Regions from separate parts of the Mus musculus genome. Here all the other regions are linked to region 1. The links are chromatin loops, found by intact Hi-C in ENCODE. Cell type or tissue: heart. All regions are shown on one strand.

What was found. Hi-C counts contacts between places; a loop is a spot of excess contacts. Peaks named below come from ENCODE experiments on the same cell type or tissue, not always from the same donor. Only the 100,000 strongest peaks of a DNase experiment are listed, where the experiment ranks them.
Region 2: a loop joins it to region 1, with 5 times the contacts of the local background. A loop is called at or near these places in 2 of 42 quality-filtered maps.
Region 3: it touches region 1 in a loop (2.1-fold over the local background); 8 of 42 quality-filtered maps call a loop at or near these places.

Annotation. Positions count from the first base shown.
Region 1 is chr4:124,799,102-124,804,101 of GRCm38, forward strand. It overlaps Inpp5b (inositol polyphosphate-5-phosphatase B), which reads left to right. Exons shown (of 24, transcript NM_008385.4): 23 at 667-778; 24 at 1,605-2,410. The coding sequence ends at 1,720. Mtf1 (metal response element binding transcription factor 1) reads left to right here and starts at 3,448. Exons shown (of 11, transcript NM_008636.4): 1 at 3,448-3,542. In heart, CTCF peaks have their summits at 2,962 (motif pointing right) and 3,174; DNase peaks (open chromatin) are centred at 3,090 and 3,440; H3K4me3 peaks cover 2,359 bases; H3K27ac peaks cover 1,391 bases.
Region 2 is chr4:124,934,593-124,939,592 of GRCm38, forward strand. Cdca8 (cell division cycle associated 8) reads right to left here and starts at 2,325. Exons shown (of 10, transcript NM_026560.4): 1 at 1,997-2,325; 2 at 1,763-1,891. The coding sequence starts at 2,090. It overlaps 9930104L06Rik (RIKEN cDNA 9930104L06 gene), which reads left to right and starts at 2,456. Exons shown (of 5, transcript NM_177573.3): 1 at 2,456-2,741; 2 at 3,848-4,125. The coding sequence starts at 3,851. In heart, a CTCF peak has its summit at 2,327; a DNase peak (open chromatin) is centred at 2,389; H3K4me3 peaks cover 2,759 bases; H3K27ac peaks cover 1,926 bases.
Region 3 is chr4:124,749,035-124,754,034 of GRCm38, forward strand. Inpp5b (inositol polyphosphate-5-phosphatase B) reads left to right here. Exons shown (of 24, transcript NM_008385.4): 7 at 2,278-2,658. It overlaps Gm12915 (predicted gene 12915), which reads right to left and starts at 2,320. Exons shown (of 4, transcript NR_151694.1): 1 at 2,073-2,320. In heart, CTCF peaks have their summits at 2,659 and 2,863; a DNase peak (open chromatin) is centred at 2,467; H3K4me3 peaks cover 2,281 bases; H3K27ac peaks cover 1,634 bases; H3K27me3 peaks cover 452 bases.

The DNA.
Region 1 (5,000 bases):
CTCAGTCTGACCTGGAACTCAGTGTGGCCCAGATTGATCTCCAATTCACCATCCTTCTGCCTCAGCCTCTCAAGTCCTGGGATCACCAGTGTTCATCACCACGCCCAGTTCCATGATTGATAGGCTCGTATAGAACAGTTGCGAACAGTACGGGTTCCAGCACCTTCACTTATATCCATTTCATCTGTGAACCTTCTGGAACCTTCCTTTTCCGAGCCCCAGCTCTCCAGCTGATTCTGTTGTGCACATTTGTGGGCTAGTCACTGGCTTCCGGTCTGGCTAACCCTTCTAAGCCTAACACCTGTGCCGCTGTAGGTTTCTGCCGACTTTGACAGCTCGTGCTCTTCCTACTTAACAGTTTGCTTTCTCTTGCCTTCTTTGCCTCCAATACCCTAATCCTTGCTGCTCCAAGTCTCGTTTTGTCTTGTATTCAAGACCCAACTAAAAGGCCTTGATTCCCTTAAGTCTGCGACTTTTAGTTTTAGAAGTCTGACTTCTAAGTCCATGCAGCAGCGTTTGCCCTTTGTTCCCTTTGGATACTTGTGCCAAGTGGTGAGTGATCAGCTCTGTGTGGATTCTCAGTTCCTGGAATACAAGGGGATATATAAGGGGCACCTTGTCATGTAACTGAGTGAAGCCGCAAACCCCACCTTCTCCCTCTTTCAGATAATTTTAACCCTCCCCAGCTTCCACAAAAATGTCTTCAACTACTTGATGGCGTTTTTGCAAGAACTGCTGAAAAATTCAGCAAACAATCATTTGGATGAGAATATTCTAGGTAAGTGGCCAAGTGTCGTACAAGCATCTGTTCAGAATCACTAAGAAAGGAAGCTGAATTAATGCTCACCCTCCCTTCTCTTCTCCCTTGCTCCCCTGGCCCCCCAAGCTCTGAGGAAGCTTTGTTTTGTTTTAACTTTTTAAAAGGCGGTCAAGTTATGCTGCTGAAGCTGGCCTCAAACTCACTCTCCTGGCCTTGGACTCAGCATCCTCTTGCTTTGGTCCCCAGTGCTGCATATGCACCATCATGCCTTGTTTTGGGCAAAGTTTATGCAAATAATGTTTTTGGGGACTGGAAGTATGACTTAATGGTAGAACCCTTACCTACCATGTGCAAGCCCTTGTGCTAGTTCCTTCTTTTAGCTAGACTAGCTGGCTGGCAAGGCCTCAGGACCCACCTCTCTCTCCCTCCACATCACTGTGGTTACAGGTACATTTAAGTGGGAGCTAGAGATCTGCACTCAGGTCCTCTGTCATGTTTGCATGGCAAGCACTTAACTTAAGGAGCCATCTCCACAGCCCCTCTTTATTTCTTGAGGCAGCCTCCCACTGTATAGCTCTGCCTGGCCTGGAACTAAAGACTGGTAGGAATAGAGACTTGTTTCTCCCCCACCCCCCAGTTGTTTGTGCTTTCAGGAAGGAACTACCTGGGCATAGAGGTACATGCCTTAATCCCAGTCTCAGGAGGAAGAGGCAGGTGGAGCCCCTGAGTTCAAGGCACCCAGGCCCTGCCTTTAACACAGAGTGCTTGAGGTAGTCTGTTCTCTCTCCTAATCACCCCCGTGTCCCAGTTGCTAAGTGGTATTTTCTGTTTCTGTCATGCACAGCTAGCATATTTGGCAGCTTACTGCTCCGGAACCCAGCTCGTCACCAAAAGCTTGACATGGCGGAAAAGAAGAAGGCCCAAGAGTTTATTCACCAGTTCCTCTGCGGTCCACTCTGAGCCTCACTACTCCTCTCCTGTTTTCCTTAAGGCAGCCACAATTGTCAGCCCCACCTGTTTCAGCTCAAGAACTGCCTTAAGCTGGTCTGAGGCTGCTGGAAGAATGGCAGCCACCTGTTTCTTCTACCTGAGCCTAGACCTGCCCCTTCTCCATGCCATTGGCTAGCACACCCATGCTGACTTGTGAAGACATGGGGGCAATCCACCATAGTAGAACTGACGTTCCACATTCAACTCTAGTTATTTAACACAAATAGCTCCCTATTCATTTTTATTTAAAAGTTTTAAGTAACTGTACTTTGCCTTATTCAGCCAGCCTCCAGGACATGCAGTCAGTGAGTTCCCCATATCCCGTACTGAGCATCTCATGGTCAGATACTTGGACTAACTGAAGTCCCTGAAGGAGAATGGCTTGGGGCGGCAGGACTCTGCTTAGAGGTTCCTGGATAAACAACTTTTAGCCATCCAGATGCTTCCACTGTCCAAGCCGCAAACATGTTCATGCATAGGGCACCTGTTCCCTTTCTGCTCAACTCCAAGGCCTCTCAGTCGCCCCCAAGAGCACTGAAGAAAGGGGGTTCTGGTGAAACAAGTGGGATTTTGTAGGATATTCAGTCCTCCCAACTGTATATAATGCAGCACCTCTCATATATGTAATATATTTTAATGAAAATGTATTTTTAATGGTGACTATGGTTCTCTCTTTTTTTAGTTATGTGTATGTGTGTGGTGGTGGTGGTACATGCATGTGTGAATGTGCTAGGAGAGGCCAGAGGCTCAGATCTCTCTGAAGCTGGATGTGAGCCATCTAATGTGGGTTCTGGTTTCAAAAGAACTCTAAGGTCAGAGCAGTCAGTTGGTCTTCTCTTCCCCAATCCTCCTCTCTCAAGAGATGGTAGTTCCTGGCAGCTAGTCCTTTGTGGCTTAAGAACAGAGCAGCTGATCTGTGGCATGCTGGTGCGCCAGAGTCACTTATTCAACCTTACTCAGAGGGAATGGCACAGCAGTTTGGGCCTGAACCCTGATCTAGCCTCTAAGAGCACTGCTCCAACGTAAACATTCGAGAGAAGTCGTTCATGGGGTAAATAAGCATTAGCTTATGTGAGAGTCTAAAAATTACATATACAGGAATATAATAGAAACACGAGAAAAGTATCTTCTTGGGCTTTGAAATATTGCTACCACCGAGTGGATTTCAAGGGTGGGTAGGATAAGTGTTAAGAGCTGACAGGGGACTGGCCAGTAGGTGGCGCTGACCCTTTCTAGAGCAAAAACCCTCCTTAAGGAAGGTTGGAACCGCTAGCTCCCGCGGGCGCGTGAGAACGAGAAGTTTCTGGAGGGCTCTGCTCAGCGTTCCGGTCCTGGGGGGGAGCCTCAGCCAGGTGAACTATGCTGCGTGGGTACAGTGGGGCGAGGAGAGGGATGCCGTGGGCTGGCCTACGCATCTGGAAGGCGGCGGCTGACTGCAGCCTTCTTGCTGCAGCTGTGGACGCAGCTGGGGCTGAGAACACCTCGACTTCACCGCTGATGTCGCGTATCCTCCCGCGCTCGAAACAGCCCGCTCTCTATGGTCAGCTTCCCGGTGCGGCACCGGAGCGCCAGACTCCACTCGCTCCGCCCACAGCCCGCTGGGGAGAGGCGCGGTCTCAGCCCCCTGGAGAGTAGAAGCCAATCACGAACAGCAGCAGGCCCAGGGCTCCCCGGGCCTCTCCTTCCTCCGGAAAGCGGAAGCGGAAGTGACGCTAGGGACAGGTGGGGGCAATCATGGTGCCGCTTGGGAGGGGAGAAGCTGCTGCTGCCGCCGTTGCCGGGAGCCGCGGAGGTAAAAGCAGAGGCTGGACTCGGCTGGGGCTGGAACTATCCGGGGGGTGCGGGACTGGGGCTCCCTGCCGTAGCCATTCCCGGCTGAGACTTCATTCCACTCACCCGAGGGACCCCACCCCTCCTCCGTTTCCATGGGGATGGGTATCCAGCCCCCCTTCTCTGTTTCCATGGAGACCCGGACCCTGCCCCTCTTAGCCCAGCTCGTAGCCCCCAGACTGCCTCGGGGTTTTTCTCTGTAGCCCTGGACTAGGGGTGCTTTCCCGGTCAGGGTCCTCATGCTAGTCTCTCAGAGGTGCTGGGTTCGCAGTCCTCGGCCACCCTCACACCTCCTGGTCTTGTTACAGAAAGTTGGTCTCTGCGTTTCCCGGGGCAGCCCACCGGGTCTCTTATCTCTCCTCTCAGACACCGAGAAACGTGTATTTCTGGGGTTGCGTAAGCAAAGGTTCGGGCTGGTTCCTCTCAGATTAGATCCCTTGACCTGTGCCTGGTAACTACCTCGCCTGCTTGTCACTCCGGCTAGTAAAGGCTCACTTTGCCGACTCTTGAGCTGAAGAGAAAGTGCAGAACCAGGTTGAGAACTAAGTGATGTGCTGGTTATTTTAAATTCTCCTTTTGTGTCTGCCAAACCCACATTTGTAGAACCTGTGTGTTTTCGGGTGAAGGAGGAATCACCATTCCAGACCATGAAAGCTTCAAATTTGGTAATTTCCTCAAGAGGCTATCTTCAAAAAGAGACCGTCTGCATGTCTGTCATTCATTTTGCTGATATTTCCTGAGCTGCTCGTGTCAGTATTGCTTATGTTAAGTCAGCCTTTCGGGTCAGAAAGCCTAGTCACTCTGTACAAGTGTACTCTCTGGTCCAGATCATGTTTTACGATATAAATAATTAAAGTGATTTGCATCAGCTACTCCTTATTAGGGTTTAGCCCCTCCACCTGATGTGTTCTAGAAATGACAGAAGGAAGCCACCCTTTTTCTTTACCTGCAGTTTCTCTTTCTGTATGAAACAGGAAGCCCTGGTCCCACTGTAGAAAAGCAGGCACGGATAGGTTGTCCAAGCAGTAAAGGGCAAAAGGAGGGTTTGGAGGTGGTTATGTTCAGAGTGTTGTTTCTGCACCACCAACTACATGAGGCCGTGGCACTGCCTCACGGTGTGTTTGCGGGGAGGGAGGGCATTGGGACGGGAGCACCTCACTGAAGGTTTGTAGCCACTCTTTCTTTAAACAGCCACCTGTTTGCTCTTTTATCCTCCTTAGCTTCATAGATCCATCTTTAAAGTATGTGACAGTAGAAGGTCTTGTGAATGCCAACTTTGAATTTTTTGGGGGAAAAAAAAAGATTTGCTTTTTCCTTGTCAGTGACTGATTGTGTCAGATTTTAAGTATTTCCAAGGAACATAATTTTTTTTTTTTGCTTTGGTTTGCCTCTGTGTGATTGAGTATGTGTGTTTGATTCT
Region 2 (5,000 bases), 140 kb after region 1:
TGCTTTTCCTAGGTGCATCTTTAGTGCCTAGCCTAGTGAGTGACACTTAACTTTGTAGAAATGAATGAACAGAAAGATTAATAAGGCATGACAGAAGAATTTTGTTAGCAAAACATGCACTTGTACCTAGGAAGGAGGAGGCACACTGGTAGATATAGTGATGAGGAAGGCAGAGGAAGCAGCTGGAGAGAAAGGAGCCTCCATGCTTCCTCAGGGGTTTCACAAATGGCGGGAAATGGGCTGACATTTTTCTCTGGTCAGAAAACCACTCTTATCTTTTTTTTTTTCTCCTCAAGACAGGGTTTCTCTGTGTAGCCCTGGCTGTCCCGGAACTCACTTTGTAGACCAAGCTGGCCTCGAACTCAGAGATCCACCTGCCTCTGCCTCCCAAGTGCCAAGATTAAAGGCGTGCACCACCACTGCTCGGCTATGATTATCTTGTTATGTTCACCTGGCTTTGTTTCAGAAGGAGACTAACTTGTTCTGCTTATGTTCTGCTTCTGTAACCCCGCCCATTTTGCTTGCTAAATCCCCCATTTGAAGACGCACCCCCCCCCCACCCAACCACTGAGCTGTAAGAGACTTGACTTCCTCACATCCAATGCCGATCTCTCAAACCCAGCCGTAGGGGGAGGCAGCCTGCATACACTAATGAAAACGCTTGCGTTAATTTATTTGGCCGTGATGATTTGTGATTTGTCTTTTGTTTTTGTTTTTTATTTTGGTTCTTCGAGACAGGGTTTCTCTGTATAGCCCTGGCTGTCCCTGAACTCACTCTGTACACCAGGCTGGCCTCGAACTTAGAAATCCACCTGCCCTGCCTCCCAAGTGCTGGGACTAAAGGCGTGCGCCACCACTGCCCGGCCTACTCCTATCTTTGTAGTTCACAAGACAGAGCTGTTTGAGGATACTGTCCGAAATGAGCTCTGACAAAAAACAAATAATTTTTCTCTTAATTTATTCATTCATTTTAGAAGGCTGAGTTTGTACAAGTATTTCCCGGATGTGTGAAAATTATGTGAAATTGACATTTCAGTTTGCCCAGAAATCAAACTCATCACGGCTCTTTTGGAACTGTAACAGAAATGCAGTTCCAGAACTCAAGACTGTTTGTTACCTGGCCTGCTAAGGACAGTGGTTTGCCTACCACTGGCCTGGCTGGATGGCAGGCAGTTTCCAGTGGGGCTGAGCAGTAGGGTCTCCCCAAAAGATGGATGTGTTCTCCCAAAACACTCCCCCTGGATACAGAGATGCTGAGAAGACATGATGCGTCCTGCTCTTACAGTCCTCTCCCTCCGCTGTTAAGCTGCAGGACAACTCTTACTGTCCTACTGAGCGACTGCATCCCTGCCTATTGGCAGGTAGGCTAGCATAGGTTAGGTCATGTCAGTGCGGAACAGCCTCCCCCAACCCCTGAAAAACCTTCAATTATCAGCTCACTTTGTACTATAGATTTGAGATCTCGGCCTCGCCCCTCTTCCTTCAGGCCTCCATCATTCTATTTCTGGTATATCTCTTCTAAAGCTCTCCCATTCAAACGTGAAGGTGAGATGCACTGTCCTAATAGCGCTCATCTGAAGGGTAATTCATGCCTACTTCTTTCCTATGGGCCCACCATTCTTTTATAAGTTATGACAGATGGCAATTTCCTACCGGTGGTTATTTTAGACCTTATTAAGAAGGGGACATCTGAATGAGTCCCTACAATAAGCTTTCAAGATAAGCACTCGTTGGTCACGGGGAAAACGCTAGCAGCTCTTACCGAAGTAGTCAAGCCACTTCATCCCTTGCAGCGCCTTGGGGAGCCGAAGGATCTCGATGTTGTACAGATTTTCCACCTCCTTGAGGAGGGTCTGTCTGTCGGACTCAATTTGCTTGGTTCGAACTTGCACTGCAAAGAGGTGAAAGCGGACGGATCCCGCGTCAGGTGTGCGAAGCCGTCGCATCCGCGTCCCAACCCACCCAAAACCCACGATCACGCGAATCCACCCCTTACCCTCGCGGTCGAAGTCCTTCAGGAAGGAGGCGAGCTTCCGGCTCCGCAGCGTGTTGGTCCTGGTTCCGCGGCTGCTGCGTTTCTTGGGAGCCATGGCGCCTGGCTGCGTCGAGCGAGGGGCCAAGCAGCCGGCTCCGCGACTGAGACGGGGAGAGGGTGTGAGCGGTCGGAGAGCTGAGAAAGTTCAGTCGTTGGAGTCTAGGTTTCCAGAACTCTGCCGAAACCTACCTGCAGGTCCCAAAACACAGTCTGAGGAACCCTCACAGCTCCAACTAAGGGACGGGCGGCTCCTCGGTTAACCGCCACCCAATTCAAACTCAACGGGCACAGCCTAGCCAATAGCAAATCGCCGTCTTAGGACGGTTCTCACCACGCCCAATCACAATAAAGCTTCTTCTCCTTCCGCCAGCCAATCCTCATGGAGGACTTCAATGCCCAGATGTCATTGCGGCACACGCCATCTTTTCGCGACTCCAGAGTCGTGCTAACTGGAAGTAGAGTGGTGAGTTCGTTCTTGTGAATAAGCGCGGTGTAGTTTTTGATGTACTCAGCGTTGACATCGCAGGATTTACGTTTTCCTGTTGATTTAGGGCTGGAAATCTTAAAGAGAGGCGACAAGACTGACTCCAGAAGCACAGGTCCCGGAACAGACAGACCCCAGAGACTCGCAGTCTAAAGCAGATTGCCCTGTCGTGAAGAAACCCCTTCGGAAGACCCGAAGCAACGGTCTTCCTGCAGAGAGAAGGTAAGAGGACCGCCAGAATCAATATTCTTGAGTGTCCGCGGTTACAAGACAGAGACACAGCTCCACTCTGCAGCGTGGGGAGTTGCCCTAGCCTTTTAAGGACTTGAGCTCAGTTGATGGCCCTGACGCTGAAAAGAACTCAGCACTAGCTGAGCTCAGTTGATGGCCCTGACGCTGAAAAGAACTCAGCACTAGCTGATTTATGAAGCAGAGTTACATGAACATATTTGCTACGGGGCCTCACCATATAACGCTGGCTATCTTGGAAGTCTCTGTGTATACTAGTTTGGCCTCGAACTCACAGAGATCTGCTTGTTTCTGTCTTTCCAGTGCTAGGATTAAAGATGCATTCGACAACTCCCAGCCTATGGCTGTTTTAAATACAGGCATAAGCACAAGAATTAAGAGAGAGAGGCAGGCACCTAGGCATAAAAGACACTTGCATGCTCCTCAGAGAATCTCAGAAAGTTAGACATAGCCACGTGGGTATGAGATTCTCTAGGGAGATCAGCAGTTGATTTTCTTTCTTTTCCCCCAGTTTCTTGAGACCAGGCTGGCCTCAAACCCAAAACCCGGCTCTGCTTCCAGAGGGCTGGAATTAAAGTCATGTTACATTAGCCACAATTACTTATTTTGGTGGCTTTCAGTTTACATCTCAAAAGGGTTTCTAAAAACCCTTGTGACTCCCTTCAAACAAGAAGTTGTTTGATAAGAGAAGTAAGTGAGGTGGCTTTCAAGATTCTTTGATGGTATTAAATCCTACAGATGTAAATGGGGTAGTGTGTGTCCTTTCTCTGTAAATGGGATTCCTGGTGAGATTTCTAGAACATGGAAGATTTACAGCAGGAAGGAAGAAAGGCTGTTCACAGTTGGTAAGTGTACTTGCAGGAATTCTTCCTTCATTGTTGGCTGAAGGTGTCAGCCCACTTCCAGGACTAGGAGTTCTTGTTTGTGTCCCCCAAAGTCTCCCTACCTTTCATTATTGCCTTGGGACTATTTGAAGACCAACAGCTGGTCTTCTCCTGAGGTCGGAAATGACGCAGCCTTGATGCAGGCCCTCCCTTCTGGTACCCTGACTCCCTTTTGTTTTGTTTATTTTTTCCCAGAAAATGGCTCATGACCAGCCTCTGCTGGTTGTGCAGGAGGCCCTGAGGAAGTGCTTCCCTGTGGTGGAGGAACAGCAGAACCTGTGGCAGAGCACCCTGCAGGACTGCTCGCCCCTCCTGTCCTCTCTCAGTAACCTGGCTGAGCAGCTGCAAGCCGCACAGAGTCTGCGCTTTGAGGATGTGCCAGCCCTGCGTCCCTTTCCAGACTTACAGGAGCGGTTGAGGCGCAAGCAGCTGGAGGCTGGTGACGTTGTTCTGGACAAGCTAGCTGAGCGGCTGTAAGAGGCTCTGTTGTCCCCCTTTGTTGATGGACAGATCTTAATGCCGCATGGCATCCCAGCCTCAGTCAGGGGGTCCTACAGAAATCGACAAAAGCAAGTCAGGAGTAATCATGCTGGAGCTAAGTTGAATGTCTGTGAGTTCGAGGCCAGCCTGGACTACATTGTAAGACCATGCATGTCTTTAAAACAAAACAAAACAACCCAAATCAGGCCAGGTGTTTAATCTCAGCACTAAGGAGGCATATACAAGCAGATCTCTGAGTTCAAGGCCAGTCTGGTCTACATAGAGAGTTCCAAGGCAACCAGGGCTACACAGATAAACCCAGTCTCAAAATAAATAAGTAAGTAAACAAACAAATAAATAAAAATAACCCCAAACCAACTAAATAAATGGAAGAAATTACAAAAGCAGAAAAGAAGAGGGTGGCGAGGAGTGCAGCCCTCTTCTGTCGTTGTCCTTGGTGTACTGCAGTTCAGGGAGAGCTGGGAGTAAGGACTGTGTGTCCGGGACCTTGTACACCTCTGCCTTATACCTGTCTATGCACTTGGAAGCAAGAAAAGGGAAACTCAAACTGATTGTCCTGATCACAGAGTCCGTGAGAAATAGAGCCAGGAATCTGAAGTGGGCCTGCCACTTAAGCTGGGGCTTCTTACCACCACCTGGTTCTACACACAAGTGGATACATGTGTAACTAAGTAGCCCAAGAAACAGTAACAACACAGGTGTTACACAGATACTCTGTTTTCTGCTTTTTTTTTTTTTTTTTTTTTTTTTTTTGGTTTTTTTGGAGACAGGGTTTCTCTGTATAGTCCTGGCTGTCCTGGAACTCACTTTGTAGACCAGGCTGGCCTCGAACTCAGAAATCCGCCTG
Region 3 (5,000 bases), 50 kb before region 1:
AAGTGGTAAGTAGAGAAATTTCCCCTGAAATATTACCAGAGGACACAATTTTGCTCAACTTCCCATTTACCCAAACTAGTTCAGGCCAGATTAGTCCTTCCATTCTTCATACATAGATTCATTGGGAATAGGATTGAATAGAAAACTGTCTAAATTTGATTGAGACGAGAGGTAGGAAACCCTAACACTATTGTTCAGAGATGGGTGTATGTGTATCCCATAGAGATAGGAGGTGGAGGTGGTTCTGAAGTTGCTGGGTGTATTGTTCAGATAGGTGTGTGTGTGTGTGTGTGCATGGTTTGTGCAAATGAAGGACTTAGGCAGCCAGAGGAATTATTTCAAGAGGCGTGTGTGTGTGTGTGTGTGAGAGAGAGAGAGAGAGACAGAGAGAGAGACAGAAACAGAGAGACAGAGAGGAAGAGAGAGATATTGATTGAGGATATGTCACTTTTTATGTCTGTCTTGCAGACTTCTCACCCCCTCTTTCCTCTTTCCTTGGGGGTTCCACACCCTGTCTGAGGTAACCAACATGGAAGTTCTGTACCAACTCTTATTGCTCTGACCATCAGGACAGGGCTTCCTTAGGAAGGAACCTGGGTGACAGGGACAGATCCTTGAATTCCCACCAGCTAACACTTTCCATATGAAGGGATGAGGCTCTCCTCCTTAATCCTCCCTGGGTGAGGTAGTGCCTCAGTGAAGAAACAGACAGGTGAGGAAAGGGGCAAGCTCACTTCAAACTGAAATCCTACCGTAAGCCAGACATTTTCCTAGCTATCTACATGATGCAAAACAAACTGTGGTTATCTTGTTTCATTTCTGGAGCAAGAATAGTAAGGAGTGGATTTCCTGTTTTATTGATGAGTAAGTTTCTGACCCAAGTTTTAGGACACCTCCCCCCCCAGTTCTAGGAACCCCAAGAGTCTAGTCTTTCCCATTGACCTCAATTCTGCAATTAAAAAGACTAATAATGGCAAGGTATTGTAACACACATCTTTAATTCCAGTACTCAGGAGACAGGGGCAGGTGGACCTCTGTGTGTCCAGCTGTACACCACCACCTCCCAGTTTAAAAATATTGTTTTTTTTAAAGGAGAGGGGCTTTTAAGTATCTTGTACAAGCTGACACAGCAAATATAAGAAACTTATCCTGAGACCATTCATGAGTTGAAGTAACAAGTAGGTTTTTGACACTAAGACCCACAAAATGCCACAATTTTAGTTGAGACCCCAGCTCTGCCACTCTCTGTATGTGAATGTGGACTTTTTTTTTTTTCCACTTCTTCAGACTTCAGCTTTGAAAGCAGTGCCTAGCCATGCCACAACCCAGGACTTGAGCTTAGATTTCCTCAATGCAGTTGGATCTGGTTCATGCAGTTATACAAGCCGAGCAGGCAAGACAAGAAGGGTTTAGCAAGAAGGGTTAATGCTAAGGTTTGAGAGTCAGGACTGGGTTTGAGTCAGAAGTAGAGGTTGCTCAGGAACTTCTGCAGGGGAGGGGTACACATTGGATTAGGAGTACCAGAAGGTTGTCTTTGTGTGTGTATGTGTGTGTGTGTGTGTGTGTGTGTGTGTGTGTACAAGGTTTCAACATGTTGCTCAGGTCTGGGATTCACGATCTTCCTTGCTTCCTAAAGCCTGAGATTATGAGAGTAGCTCAAGCTGATCCTGAACTTCTGGTGTCGTCGTCGTCGTCGTCGTGCCCCCCCCCCCCCCCCCGCTTTTACCTCCTGAGCTTTGAGATTATGGATGTCTGTTCTCTCCCTCAGCCCCCCACCAGTTTTATGTGGTGCTGGATATCCAACCCATAGCTTGATGGTGCACGCTAGGCAAGTACTCCTAACCAGCTGCATCCCAGGCCCCAGAGGACTTGTCTTAATAGTACATTAAATAACATACGCAATATAGCTTATTTCTAGTTTGTCTGTAGTGGCCAGGAGGTTTCAGAAGAAGGATGAGGGAAGTTAAATCTCCAGCCTGCTCTTTAGTGCTGCATCTGGTTAAGTCTCTACTTTGCATATCCTTCCTGAACTTAGTTGCCTCCTCTATAAACTTGGGATAATAATTCCCCACCTAATAAAGTTTGTTGGATAATGAATCAGTCCTGCTTTGGCAGAGCCCTAGCTTCTTCACTTCTGTTAATTGCATTTGGATTTCAGATACAAGCTGAGCAGGAGCGAAGCGGGCTTGGGGAGTCTCCACCACATACAATCTTACAGAAATGCAGCTGGCTTTTCAACCCCGTGGCTCAGTCCGTGCTCCATTGTCCCTGCCACAGGTTTCGACCCTGAGACGCGGGATCCCGAGTTCGAGTGGCTGTCAAGACACACATGCGCGGAGCCCGATGCCGAGTCGCCGAAACCGCGCGAGTGGAATTCGGACCCGGGTACCCGGAGTGGGTTCGCGCCCATTGGAGGAAGCAGGCATCAGTCTCGGAATGCACGGCGAGGATTGGAGGATGTCTTGCCTAGGGGCCCTGGCTACATTCTGCTTTGGGGCGGAGCCGCTGAGGAGCCGGAATTTCTATTGGCGGAGGAGATGCATGAGGGCGGGCCTGTGAGAGGACGGAGACCGCTCGCCGGGCGGCGGGATGAAGCGCTTGAGGAAGCAGACTGGGAAATGTCGGCAGGCGGCGGCTCTCGGGAGCGCGACTGTGCAGGTCGGGCGGTCTCTGCGGAGCGGGGCTACGGTGTTGGGTTTTCGGGAGGACTGGCGGGTTGGCAGGTGGCTGCGTGGGGGCGAAGGTCAAGGCCTTGGCCATCGGCGAGGCGGGGATGCTGCGGCTCAAGTTCTGCTGGGAAGTTACTCTCCGCCAGGCGTGGGGGCTACAGGCCGGTGACCGGCAGGTACCCGGGAGTCCTAAGGCAGAGGGGTTAGGGAAGCCCGGTTGATGGCCGGGTGTGTGACCTCGTGCTGCTTGCTTACTCCCATTGGCGTTTTGGTTTCTCCGGCCGAGGTAGTTCCTCAGTCCTGGCCTTTCGAGGGTGCTGTGTGTCTGTGGGGGTGTGCGCGACGGTGACAGGGTTGTCTTCGGATGAGGCTTGGCGAGTGCTAGCATTTTCTGTGCTCTACAGCCGCTGGGACAGAGTGCATGTAGCTGGAGTGCAGGGAGCCGTGGCTACCGTGAGACTGGAGGCCCTCGGGGATGAGGTGAACAGGTGACCCCAACCAGGTTTTTGCCTCTTATCCCTTGGTGGATAATGTGCGGCACAAAGGCTAATTGTTGGACAAGGCACTGTCCATTGCCGAGGGAGAGAGAGAGGCTCGGGGCTGAAATTTGGGTCAGCCCTGTGATTTAGGGCTCCCTGGCGTTTGTTTTCCCCAGGGTGTTGTCCATGAAGCACCAGGCTCCTGAGGGCTTTGGCGCAATCACAAGTACCCATTTCTGCCATTCCAGTCTGTCCTTTCCTAGCGACGAAAGTCCCGTCAAGTAGCCTTGTCAAGTATGGGCCAGGACGTTTGCAATTATGAGGCTTGAAAAGTATGAGGAGTTGGGGCGAGGTGATAGGTTGGGCAAGAGTTTGTAAAACTAGGAAACTAGGCAGCAGAGGACTTCCTCAGCCTTTCCTTCCTCGAAGCTACCACAAGATGCCACCGGAGCCCTTGATGGTGTAGATAGTGTGCATCTTTCTCGGGCTTATCTCAGAGCTCACTTGCACAGCTGTTGCTTCAGTTGTCATGAGCTTCTGGTTTGTGGTACCGGGACTGGTGAGTGTTTTAAGATTAACCTCTGTCTCCTGACCTTTACAACAGGCTACCAGAAATGCAGTGGAGCAGAGAACAGGCAATGTGGCAGCACAAAAGAGGTGGCTTCTGTCTTTTGCCCAGGAGCCAGAGCTGAGCTATTGGGAGCTTTTTGGGGCTTCTAGTAGAGAGATATAGACCATGAGAAAGCAGGGCAGCCAGCTCTGAAAAGAGTTATCTGCCCCAGGGTGAAATATGTGCACCGATCGCAGAAGCATTGATCTCACTTCACAAAGGAAAACTAGCCACATCCTGGAGAGAAATTACTGTCAAGATTTTGCTTTGACTTTTTTTTTTTTTTTTTTTTTTTTTTTTTTTTTTTTTTTTTTTTTTCGAGACAGGGTTTCTCTGTGTAGCCCTGGCTGTCCTGGAACTCACTTTGCATACCAGGCTGGCCTCAAACTCAGAAATCTGCCTGCCTCTGTCCCCCCTCCCCCCGCCCCCCACAAGTGCTGGGATTAAAGGCGTGTGCCACCACCACCCGGCTTGCTTTGACTTTTTAATTCTAAAGATTCATCCCCACCATAATACCCAATAATAGATTATGGAACTGCTAAGTTGTTGCTGTTGAAACTGGAAAGGATGGTACCAAACCAAGCCCCCATTTCTGTTTGGGTCATCTCTGATTCCAGAGTTGCTCTGGTCTCAACAGAGAGTCACTTCTTCTTTAAGAAATGGAAGGAACCCTTTGAGCCACCTCTGGGTGCACACCAGTCGATCCAGCCCCAGGTGGAAACAAGTAGTGGGTTTTGATTCTTCCGATGTGTAGACCATCAAAATACCCACTTCCCCAAAACCTGGGGAACTAACCCAGGGCGAAATGCCGCTTCCCAGGGCTGTTGGTAGCCAGGTGCTGTAGCAGATGCCTGTAATCCCAGCAGGTGAAAGGTGGAAGCCTCGGAGCGAGGAGTTTACAGCCATCTTGTAGGTATACCAGTGAGCGCAAGGCCAGTGGCCGGTTGGGCTACATGAAATGAAACACCATGCATGTCATTCAAACAAACAAACAAATACCCCAACAACAATGGACTAAAAACCAAACAGCTGTTCTTCAGAAGCTGAAATTCTGTTGAGGAAAGGTCTGCTTGGCTAGTGTATAAATAGAACTGAGCGGGTGCAGGGTCAGTGTAGCAGCATGGTGGACCTTGTAAACAGAAGCGTCTTGGAGGTTTGAGTATTTGACTCTGGCATTCAGCCCATTCTTTTGCCTTGTTAAAGGAAGAGCTCACTTTAGTGATTCTCTCCCCCAAACTCCTT